Regions from separate parts of the Homo sapiens genome. Here region 2 is linked to region 1. Evidence: chromatin loops called from intact Hi-C (ENCODE). Cell type or tissue: endothelial cell of umbilical vein. All regions are shown on one strand.

Region 1 (5,000 bases):
TGTTAATGGAGAGAAGACATTTAAACATGTATGTAATAATTGTATTTGCAGTCTGATCCCTACTCTAACTCTAGCACAAGGACATTTGGTCATACATATTATGGCACCTTCTTTACCGTATCGCTTACTATTCGTTAAACAAGAGAGATTATTTTTTCATCTCTAAGATGATAAAATAACACACATATTTGGGGATTAAATTACTTGACATATCTGTCTCAGAAATAATTTCCTTTAGATAGCTGTACTATTTACTTTCTAGTGATTAACAACTCATTCAGAAAACACATTTTGTCATTTGAATTGGCGATTTTAATTTTGCCAGAGATTTTGAAACCAGCTGTACAAATTGACTTGAAACAGTTTTGTATTTTTCCTTAACAGTAGAGTCTCAACCTTTCCAACTGTTTTTAAAGTGACAAAGGACAATTATAAAATTCCACTAATATTTTTGTGTTGGTTATTTTAATAAAGATTGTGCTTATCTTTTCACTCAAAATAACAAGGGGACTCAAAATAACAGTAAATGATCATAATAAAATCACTTTTCTAAAAATAATTCCCTATGTAACTATACCCCTCCAAGTAATATTTCAATGTAGATATAACCAATATAGGTTATTTTCCCTCGACATCATTTTGGGAGATAATTTTTAAAAATTAACATTTCACACAATGTTCAATATGAACCTTATGTTTTAATTCAACTGAGTAACTGTTGTATTCAAGAAAGAAATAATAAAATTTTTAAAGCTTTTACTTTTCAAAAGATTAGTTTTCAAAAATAGAAAGTAGTTTATCCTTTCTACAAATATTCACTGCCATCATCACCTTTTCATGTATTAGTAATTGAGATATTTTTGATACATCTTAATCTATAGATTGATTTGAAAAAATATATAAATCTATTTCGAATACACATTTGTTTTAATGCATATATGAGGAGAATCAGAGTGATTCCTCTCTCAAACTTATAAAAATTTAAAACCCAAGCATATGACCAATAGAGAGTTTGAAATTTATGCCAAATCTGGTTTCAAATACACTTTCTCTGCACATTTTTCTGATCCTGTTAGTTTTATTTCCTCTGGGAGGATAATGCAAAAAACTTGGAACTTACTGTTGATTTTATTTTCTATGTGTTAATATAAATATATACATGTTGAGCTAATAACATGAAGTGAATATATTTTTTTGGTCTAGAAATGAGTTTCACAATAAGAGAAAAAATATTGGGCCGGGCACGGTGGCTCACGCCTGTAATCCCAGCACTTTGGGAGGCCAAGGCAGGTGGATCATGAGGTCAGGAGATCGAGACCATCCTGGCTAACATGGAGAAACCCCGTCTCTACTAAAAATACGAAAATGAGGCGGGCGTGGTGGCATGTGCCCGTAGTCCCAGCTACTCGGGAGGCTGAGGCAGGACAATCACTTGAACCTGGGAGGCAGAGGTTGCAGTGAGCCGAGATCACGCTATTGCACTCCAACCTGGGTGACAGAGTGAGACTCTGTCTCAAAAAAAATAAACAATACAAAATATTGAAGAATAATTTCTCAATCTGTACTGCTGGATTGGTGAAAATATATTTACTTAGAAAAACATGTGATTATGGCAAATTGTGGAATGATGAGATGGAAAATATAGGCCCAAATTTAAAACTATGGCAAAAAGAAAACATTTTAAAATTCATTTCCAGCAGACTAGAATTTAGTCTTCAAAGACTCCAAAGTCAAGTCATTAAATAATAAGGCAGTTTTTATTGGGTAGAAATGCGGGATATGCAATATAATTAGATAGTAGGCCCTGGAGGATTTACAGGATTTAGGAATTTTTTAGAGTTAAAGAGCTAAATAAGTCAGTATTAAAAGACCTACCCTTGATATGAATAAATCCCACATCTGTAAGCTGTTTTGGAATTTTGCTTTGAACCTTGTGAGATGCTGAAATGCAACAGTCCTTTCCCTCCAGTGGGCTTCATTTATCTTTAGTTATATTGGACAGTTGTGTGGTGTGCCTTTCCACTCTCCCTTTCTCTTTATATATATATTAAATGTCTTTTTCTTTAAATGTATGTACCAAATCATTTAAATTAAGTGCTAACATATTTTCAATACCAAGAGATTATTTTCAGATTTTAAATGTTGCATCACAGAAATTTTGTACCACTTTCTTTCTCTTGATTTAAAATGGAAATATATTTCTTTCACAACTTGCCTTCTCAACATAGGTATAATTTTTCAAAGTATTTATAATGAACTTTTAATTTAGGAAGGGAAAACAAAAACAATCTGATTCAACATGTGATAGGGAATTTTTTAGGCACAAAATTCAATAACGGACCAAAATACGTTTTGTACTCCGATAGGCATTCTGAGGCATTGTTTAGATTTATTATATTTCTCTCCAGTTCAATCTCATCTTGTAGCTTTTCTTGTCTCCCATGGGCCCATTTCTCTTGGTTTGCTTTGTCTTCAGGTCTATATCTGGAAATCTCCTTTCTTTATTTTCCCTTATTCTTTCTGTACAAGAGGTTTCTTTATTTAAGCGCTTTCTAGTCATTTTAATGTTTTTAAACAAATAAAAGAGGGCTGCGTGCATGTATTAATCCATTTTTAATAGCCACTACTGAAAGACGGGGCATTTTCTTGGTGTTGTTTTGAATTGCTATTATCTAAAAAGAGGTTTATTTTTATCAATATCTATTGTGACATCCAGTTAAAATGACAAAGACTCCCACGCTGAGCAAACTGAAGCAACCCTTGAGTTCACTGAATAAAAGCCTGAGACTGGCAGCAGAGGATTTTTAAAATATATTTTTGTTCATATTCTATTGATGCTATGGTTCCCCTTAAATAATTTTCATGTACTATTAAGAGAACATGGTATTTAGTATACAGATAACTTTTTCACAATGTTATTAAGTTATGTAAGAGTTGGTGCATTGCTGCCATCTATGGACAGAAAAGTGAATATTAATTTTAACTCTAAATTGACATTTTTACATATATGTACATTACCTTTTATAAACCTCTAGAGAATAATTATACATTTATTAATACATGCAGAGAGAGTCTACTTACTAACATCTATTAAAGTTCTGAAAATAATTAATCTGAGAGAAACCAATTCAGGGAGCACAGGTACCAATATCATAGCACTGTATGGCTATAGTGTATTAGCTGACAAATATTTTCACATACCCATCTTTCAAGATTATACAGGGAAGAAATACAATTATTTATTAGCCTCACTTTAGAAATCAAGACGCTGAGGCTAAGAGAGTGTCAGTGATTTTGTCAAGTCACTGAACTGATCAAGGAAAGAATTTGCTTGAAAGCGTCTACTGGTCCATTCTCTGGGATCTCTTTGTAATCCTTCACAGTGCCTGGACTTTCATAACACTTACTCCTTAGTCCTTGCTCAAGTAAACCGTTAAGTATTGGCCATTGTTACATAATCAGAGCTCTGTTCATTCATTCGCAAATATTTGAGGATCTACTCAGAAGCAGAAAGTGTTCTAGGAATTGAGAGACTGCTGGGATCAGGAAAGACAAGGTCCCTGAATTCTTTAAGTTCACGTTTTAGTGCAGAGAGATAGAACAAAAGTGTGTACATAAATGGATGGTCAAGATCACTTCAGAAAGTGGTAAGACCTATTCAAAAAGTATAACTGAGTGATATGATAGCAAAGATCAGGCATTGCTAATCATTATGGAAATATAAAAGAAATAAAAGTGCAGTCAATCCTTTCAGGAAATTATAACCAAATTAATAAGGCAAAACAAATGATGCTATAAATTATGGTACAATACAACAATATGAATATCAGAAAATAGTTTGAAAAAGCACGTCACTGTATTTATATCTCACCCTGTGCTTTACAGGTACCGAATTAATAAAGCTCAGTACTGGCTAGAATGCTAAAGGATGGCTTCATAAAGGTCAGAGGTCTCAGCGAAATCACAAAAATTGTTATGACTACATTACTGAGGCAGAGGAAACATTTTTTGCAAAGGCTTGAATCTGGGGAATAATGAACAAATGAACCTTGTAGGATAAAGATACAGAAGCATATATATTTTCCAACATAGGCATTTAGAGCAACCTCAGGCTTTTTTAGATATTGCATTTCCCAAACCTTGCAGGTTTCTATTTTTGGCCTTGGCTCAGTTTCTAGAACCACATTTCTAAAAGAGTCTTATTTTGATCAAATTGGAGTTGTCTTTTTAAAAAAACAAAAATCCCATAATATTGATTATTTTTATGTGTGTATTCTGATTTACATTCCTGAAATACTTAAGAAGTACTGATTGAAAAATATAGCGAGGAAATTAGCATGTAAAAGGAAATATAACGTATCAAGTAAAAAATTAAGTAAATCAAGTAAATATCTGCTAATATGTGGTGGTCTCTGTATGATGTGGGGATTTCTTATTGAAATATTTCATCCTTCTTGTAACTGAATGTAACTTTCTATAATATGTCATAAAATATCTTATTTTTGTTTATTGATGAATTCAACTTCAATTCCAATAACAATAATTGATTACTTAGAAAAATATATGCACAGAGTCTTTGTATTCTAGGAAACCATAAACTAGTATGAGAAATTACGTATTTTTTGGAAATAAAAGATACAATTTTATTTCCTTGTTGTTAAGGGCTCCTCATTCCATTTCTAAAGTGCATCATTGAGGAATGTAACACTTTTCTAAATGTAAAGAATTCAGATCAAGTAGCCATAAGCAAATACATGGTAACTTTCTTCCTCTTTATTATGTTAGGTATGAAGGTAGGCACATAGATGTTTGAGATAGTGCCAATAGTTTTAAATGATTTGTAGATATATATTTACTTCCAAGTTACGTTCACAGAGTAGACATTTATCATTGAACTGGTTAATTGGTTCAGTGTAAATAATCCACCCTGAATCTAAAACTCAAAGTGGTTCTTTGGGTATGTAATTGAGCCAATGAATTGACAAATTGTCAGTTCATCT
Region 2 (5,000 bases), 600 kb before region 1:
CACCAAGTCACATCTAGGAAGAAATGACTAATAATAAGTAGCATTTTTATTTTAGTAGCCCATAGTTGCTTTCCTCAGAGAAATAAACCCTCAAAGTCTTAGCATTAACTGTGGAGAGATATTTTGAGTGAGAGTCTTTCCAAGGCCTATACAGTTTATAACTTCAGCAGAAAAAAACATGACTTTCCATAAATAAGCCCTTCTTTCTTGGGGTGTGTCTAGAATTGTTTGAGACACCCAGGCATAGGCCCAATTGGGTTCCTTTCTGTTTACCTTCTGTCCTGTCCTGCTTATTTAATTTGTGCACTTACATACCCCAAATCCTGGGAGAAAGGAGTTTTGAAATTCTTACAGAATATTATTTTTAATTGAATGTGCCCTCTTAAAAGAGCATTTTAATTGAGATTTAATAACTCCATAAAAGATAAATCTAGCTACCATGTAATAAATAGTAATTAATTAGTTAACATCAATTAAATACTAAAAATATTAATTTACATTTAATGTCCAACTACTGTAATTTGCTATAGCTATCTTATTAAATGCTAATTAAATTCTTGAATATTCCTACAAATTTAATGCATTAATAACAAGAACGTAAGTACATATTTACTGTATCTGCACTTCTGAGTTCATTACATGGCAACAAGATTTATCTCTTTTACAGTATTAAATATACTAAACAAACCTCAGTAACTTTTTCTAACACATACCATAGCTGTTTTATTAATTTCAAATTAAATGCTCATTTAGGGTTTCTAATCTACAGCTGCCCCAAACAATTTTCTACTGGCAGACCAAAGGTTATTATATGTTTAATTAAGCTTCATTTTTTAAACTTTGGGTTGAAGCTGTCTCAACATGACTTGGTTTCTTATCGTAGTATTAACCTTTTGATAACAATATTTATTAATATTTTCTATATAGACCATGTTTTTCCTCTCTGCTACCTTTGTACCTTTGTTCACCTTCTACTAAGTCTGTAACTACTAGTATCTTTTTTTCTCTGTTTAGTACAAGCCAGCATTTGTCTTTCTTTCTTTTCCATCATTAAGGAGCACAGCGCTTACTAGCATCCTCTTCAGGTGTCTTTCATTTTCATTAATTACTGCTTAATCGGTAGGTGAACATTCCCCTAAGAATTTTCTTTAAAAAAGAAGAAGAAAAGAAAGAAAGAAAGAAAGAAAAGGGTCATGTGATATTTGTAAGCAAAAGTGAGTCCAGTTGGAAAGGCTGCAAGAGCAACAACGCTCAGCCAAGGTTTCAGCCTCAGGATGATTTCTGAAAGACTAAGGAAAAATACAGTCCTTGCATGTATCAAATGATTTAGAATCTTCAGTCCTTCCAGATATGATGGGGGATGTCATAAAGACAGGAGACTGCTGTGCAGCAAGGAAAGCACATTAGCTATTAACCTTCCCCCAGCCGATCAACTTTATTTTGCAATCTTCCCTCAGAACCATTAGAATACCCTGAAGAAATAACTTTCCAATTAAAAAGGATCTCAGAGAACAAAGCCATTTTATCTCTGACTCCTGGTGTTCTTTATTCCAATAATTTAAATTGGAATTGATTTTTCAATTTAGCCGTTGACTTGCTATGGACACACAGCTGAAAAGGCCGAATGGAATTGCATGGCTGAAATATTTGTCTTTGTGATGCACTTCTCATAAATTCACAGAAGCACCCCCCTCCCCGCCTTTTAAATGCATTTTCTTTCGCTGCTTTTGCCTTAGACAACAGCTTTTTAGCACAGCATGGGCAAACTGAGAAAACACGTCCACCGTGACCTCGGGGGCCTCATCCTCCATTCCTCATAGATCTATCTAATTGTTACATCTCCTGGAAAATAAATAAATCCAGTCTATCCAAAATGATAGCAATTCTTGAAGCCTGATTATTTGTTTTCAAATTTATATAGGAGGCTTAATTTCTTGAAAAAGGAGAATGCCTTTTTAGGATATTTCACCCCAAAAATATGTTGTAATGGAGACTGAACTCTCCTATAATTGCTTTAATCATTAGTAGCTAAAAATAATGGATTTTCAATTAACACTTAATAATTTTGAATTAAATACTCCAAATATTAAATTGTTCTTTATTACCCTTTTATATTTCATAATAAAAGGACTAGGAATATCCAATTATTAAAGCACTTGATTAGCAGGCATAACTTTCTTGTCTATTCACAATTCTGATGGTTTTCTCTGCGTGACCTTAGAAGAAATGCCAGTCTTTGTCACAGTCTCCTTCCTGCTTCCTCACCCTGTCACTCCAGCAGGTGTCTCTACTTTCCTTTGTCTTATAGACTAAGTCCTGTTCTGAGATCGGGACTGATGTGAATAGCAGGTATGGAAGGAAATCCTGAGCAGCTCACAACATTGTTTAATTTTTACTAAACACCATCTTGCTTATTACTCACACCCGTTGAGGTTTTTACTATCATTGTCTTTTATATGGTTTTCTGAATGCATGATCTCAGAACCTGTCCTTGAAAATTGGCACGACAATGTCTTTCACAATATCAAGAGCAAAAGAGAACATAGAACCCACTAGAATGTAAATACCATGATAACATGATCTTTATAAGTATTACTCACCTTTCTCTTCCTTATGCCAAAACAAGGTTTGATGCCTACTTGGTATTCAAAAATCTGCTGAATGTATGTATGAATTATATTGTGTATTCCATCTGACTGTTCTTTCCTATCAGTTATAAATTAATGCAGTGAGAAAAAATACTTGTAGTAAACATGATAAATGTACTTTTGTGCTCACTGACTGTTGTAACAAGTACATGTTAGTTATCACTGCACATTTCCCATAGCAGTATGATAAGGTTTTGGCATTGGTCCTGCACCTCTGGTTATTGCATGACCTACACTTTTAAATGCATTGTGATTAAACAACATCAGCAACACCTGGTGGCATTGGTCATATGCCTAGCAGGAGCATGAGTTCCTTGCCAACCAACATCAGATTGCAGAAGAAAAGGTTTTACAGCATTCATTCATTAAACACATTTACTAAGTCCTATCATGTGCTTGACATTGCACTAAGCGCTGGGGTACACCAACAAATAAACTCAACAGAAACTGCTATCTTCGTGTAGTTTACAATCTAAGGAAATGAGGCACATATAAACAATCATAATTTAAATTATGATAGTAAGTTGAATCACTTTAAGAGATTACAGATGATATAGTAGGTTAAAACGTGAATGGAACAGCATAGGAGGTTCTGGAGTGGGACACGGAGAGTTGCTGCAATTGAAAAATGTCTGGGCTCATGGCAAAGGTACTTGACCAAAGCCTTGTGGCAGGTGAGGGAGGGAGCCTCTTAGATAATCTGGGGCAAGAGACTTCCAGGGAGGAGCAGATGGCACAGGCCCTAACCCAGGAGTGTCCATGGGAGACTTGGCAGCAGGAAGCCAGGGTGGCTGGCACAGAGTGAATGGAGCTAGGAGGAGTTTAGGTCAGAGTGTAACTGATGCCAGATTCTAAAGGACCTTGTAAGCCACTGCAGGGACTTTGGCTTTTATCCTGTGAGAGAAATGGAGAACCATTGGCAGATGCTCCCCAATCGATCTGGCCTACTTTGAATAAGCGAAGTGTTCTCTGCCATAATACCTGGTTATACACATCCTTGCCATAATACCCATAATACCTGGTTATACACATCCTAGCTTTTGCAGGAGGTGAGGGGAGGATTGGGACCATCTCTTAAAAAGAGCTTGTATCTTCACACTGATCTTAAGTTTTACAGAGATTGCACCTTTCATATTCCTCGTCCCTCTTGGCTCTAAGCACTCACTTTGCCCAACTCTGCTCTTCCTTGTTAAACATGAGGGAGAGAATCTTTTTACATTCTTTCCTCACCAAAATGGAGATGACTTGAGGATAGCGGCCACTTTTCATTTGTGAATCTCCGGGGTCTGACACAGAATAAGGGCTTCATATGTGTTTGATGAAATATTTATCCTATTATCCAAAAAAGAAGAAAAACAAATTGTGTAATTACTGCAACTTGGAAAAATTGTGGGGTCTTCCTGCTTAAATTGCATCACTAGATTTTTTTTCTCTTGTTAACTTAGTGTGAAAAATTTCCTGGAGTCTTCCTAACGTAGACAATAATTATATTCCAAGTATCGTTCAGCATTCATTCAGAATGTCGAAAAATTTACTAATTTAAGATTTCCCTAACTTCTGCCATTTCAGGAAATTTGTTTGCTGTCTGTATTCATTCAAGTTTATTCACTCTCATAGAAAACCTCTATTTTCCTGACGTTTAGATTCTCTATTTAGTTAATGACAGAGAGTGGATATGAAACTTAGCTCATTCTTCTGAGGATTCTGTGAAAACTCCGATCTATAGAAAAGTTCCTTATGGCACATGACAGATGAGGAAAGTGAGGAGTGAGAATCTTTCACCTTCTGTACATTAATATATGGAATAGCATACACACACACACACACACACACTTTGAAAATTCAGTCCCTGAGTTGCTTGTCCTGAACCCTTGTCCAATATTCAATAACGTAGACCATCAGTGGATAGGAGCCTACTTGCTCAACATGACAACAGCGTGGCACATCATGTCATCATAATGACGTTCCACAGTGTCACAGGTTAAGACCCTTTATTGTATTTCATGAGACATTTTTATCTTAGTCCGTTGGAGTTGCTGTAACAAAATACCATAGGGTGATTTAAACAACAAACATTTATTTCTGACAGTTCTGGAAGCTGGAAATCTGATATCAGGGTGCCAGTATGATTGGGTTCTTGGTGACAGCCCTCTTCCTGGTTCACAGATGACTGCTTTCTTGCTGTGTCCTCACATAGAAGAGAGAGAGAGAGCTCTGGTCCCTTTATCTTCTTATAAGGGCACTAATCCCATCATGAAGGTTCTACCCTCACGCCCTCATCTAAATAAAATTACCTCCCAAAGACCTCACCTCCAAATATTATCACACTGGGGAGTAGGGCTTCAACATATG

What was found. Hi-C counts contacts between places; a loop is a spot of excess contacts. Peaks named below come from ENCODE experiments on the same cell type or tissue, not always from the same donor. Only the 100,000 strongest peaks of a DNase experiment are listed, where the experiment ranks them.
Region 2: it touches region 1 in a loop (6-fold over the local background); 9 of 110 quality-filtered maps call a loop at or near these places.

Annotation. Positions count from the first base shown.
Region 1 is chr13:70,621,420-70,626,419 of GRCh38, reverse strand. No RefSeq gene overlaps it. Among named protein-coding and RNA genes, the nearest start is that of LINC00348, 390 kb to the left of the region's middle. In endothelial cell of umbilical vein, no CTCF peak of the experiment used is centred here; a DNase peak (open chromatin) is centred at 2,939.
Region 2 is chr13:71,216,464-71,221,463 of GRCh38, reverse strand. No RefSeq gene overlaps it. Among named protein-coding and RNA genes, the nearest start is that of LINC00348, 200 kb to the right of the region's middle. In endothelial cell of umbilical vein, no CTCF peak of the experiment used is centred here; a DNase peak (open chromatin) is centred at 2,383.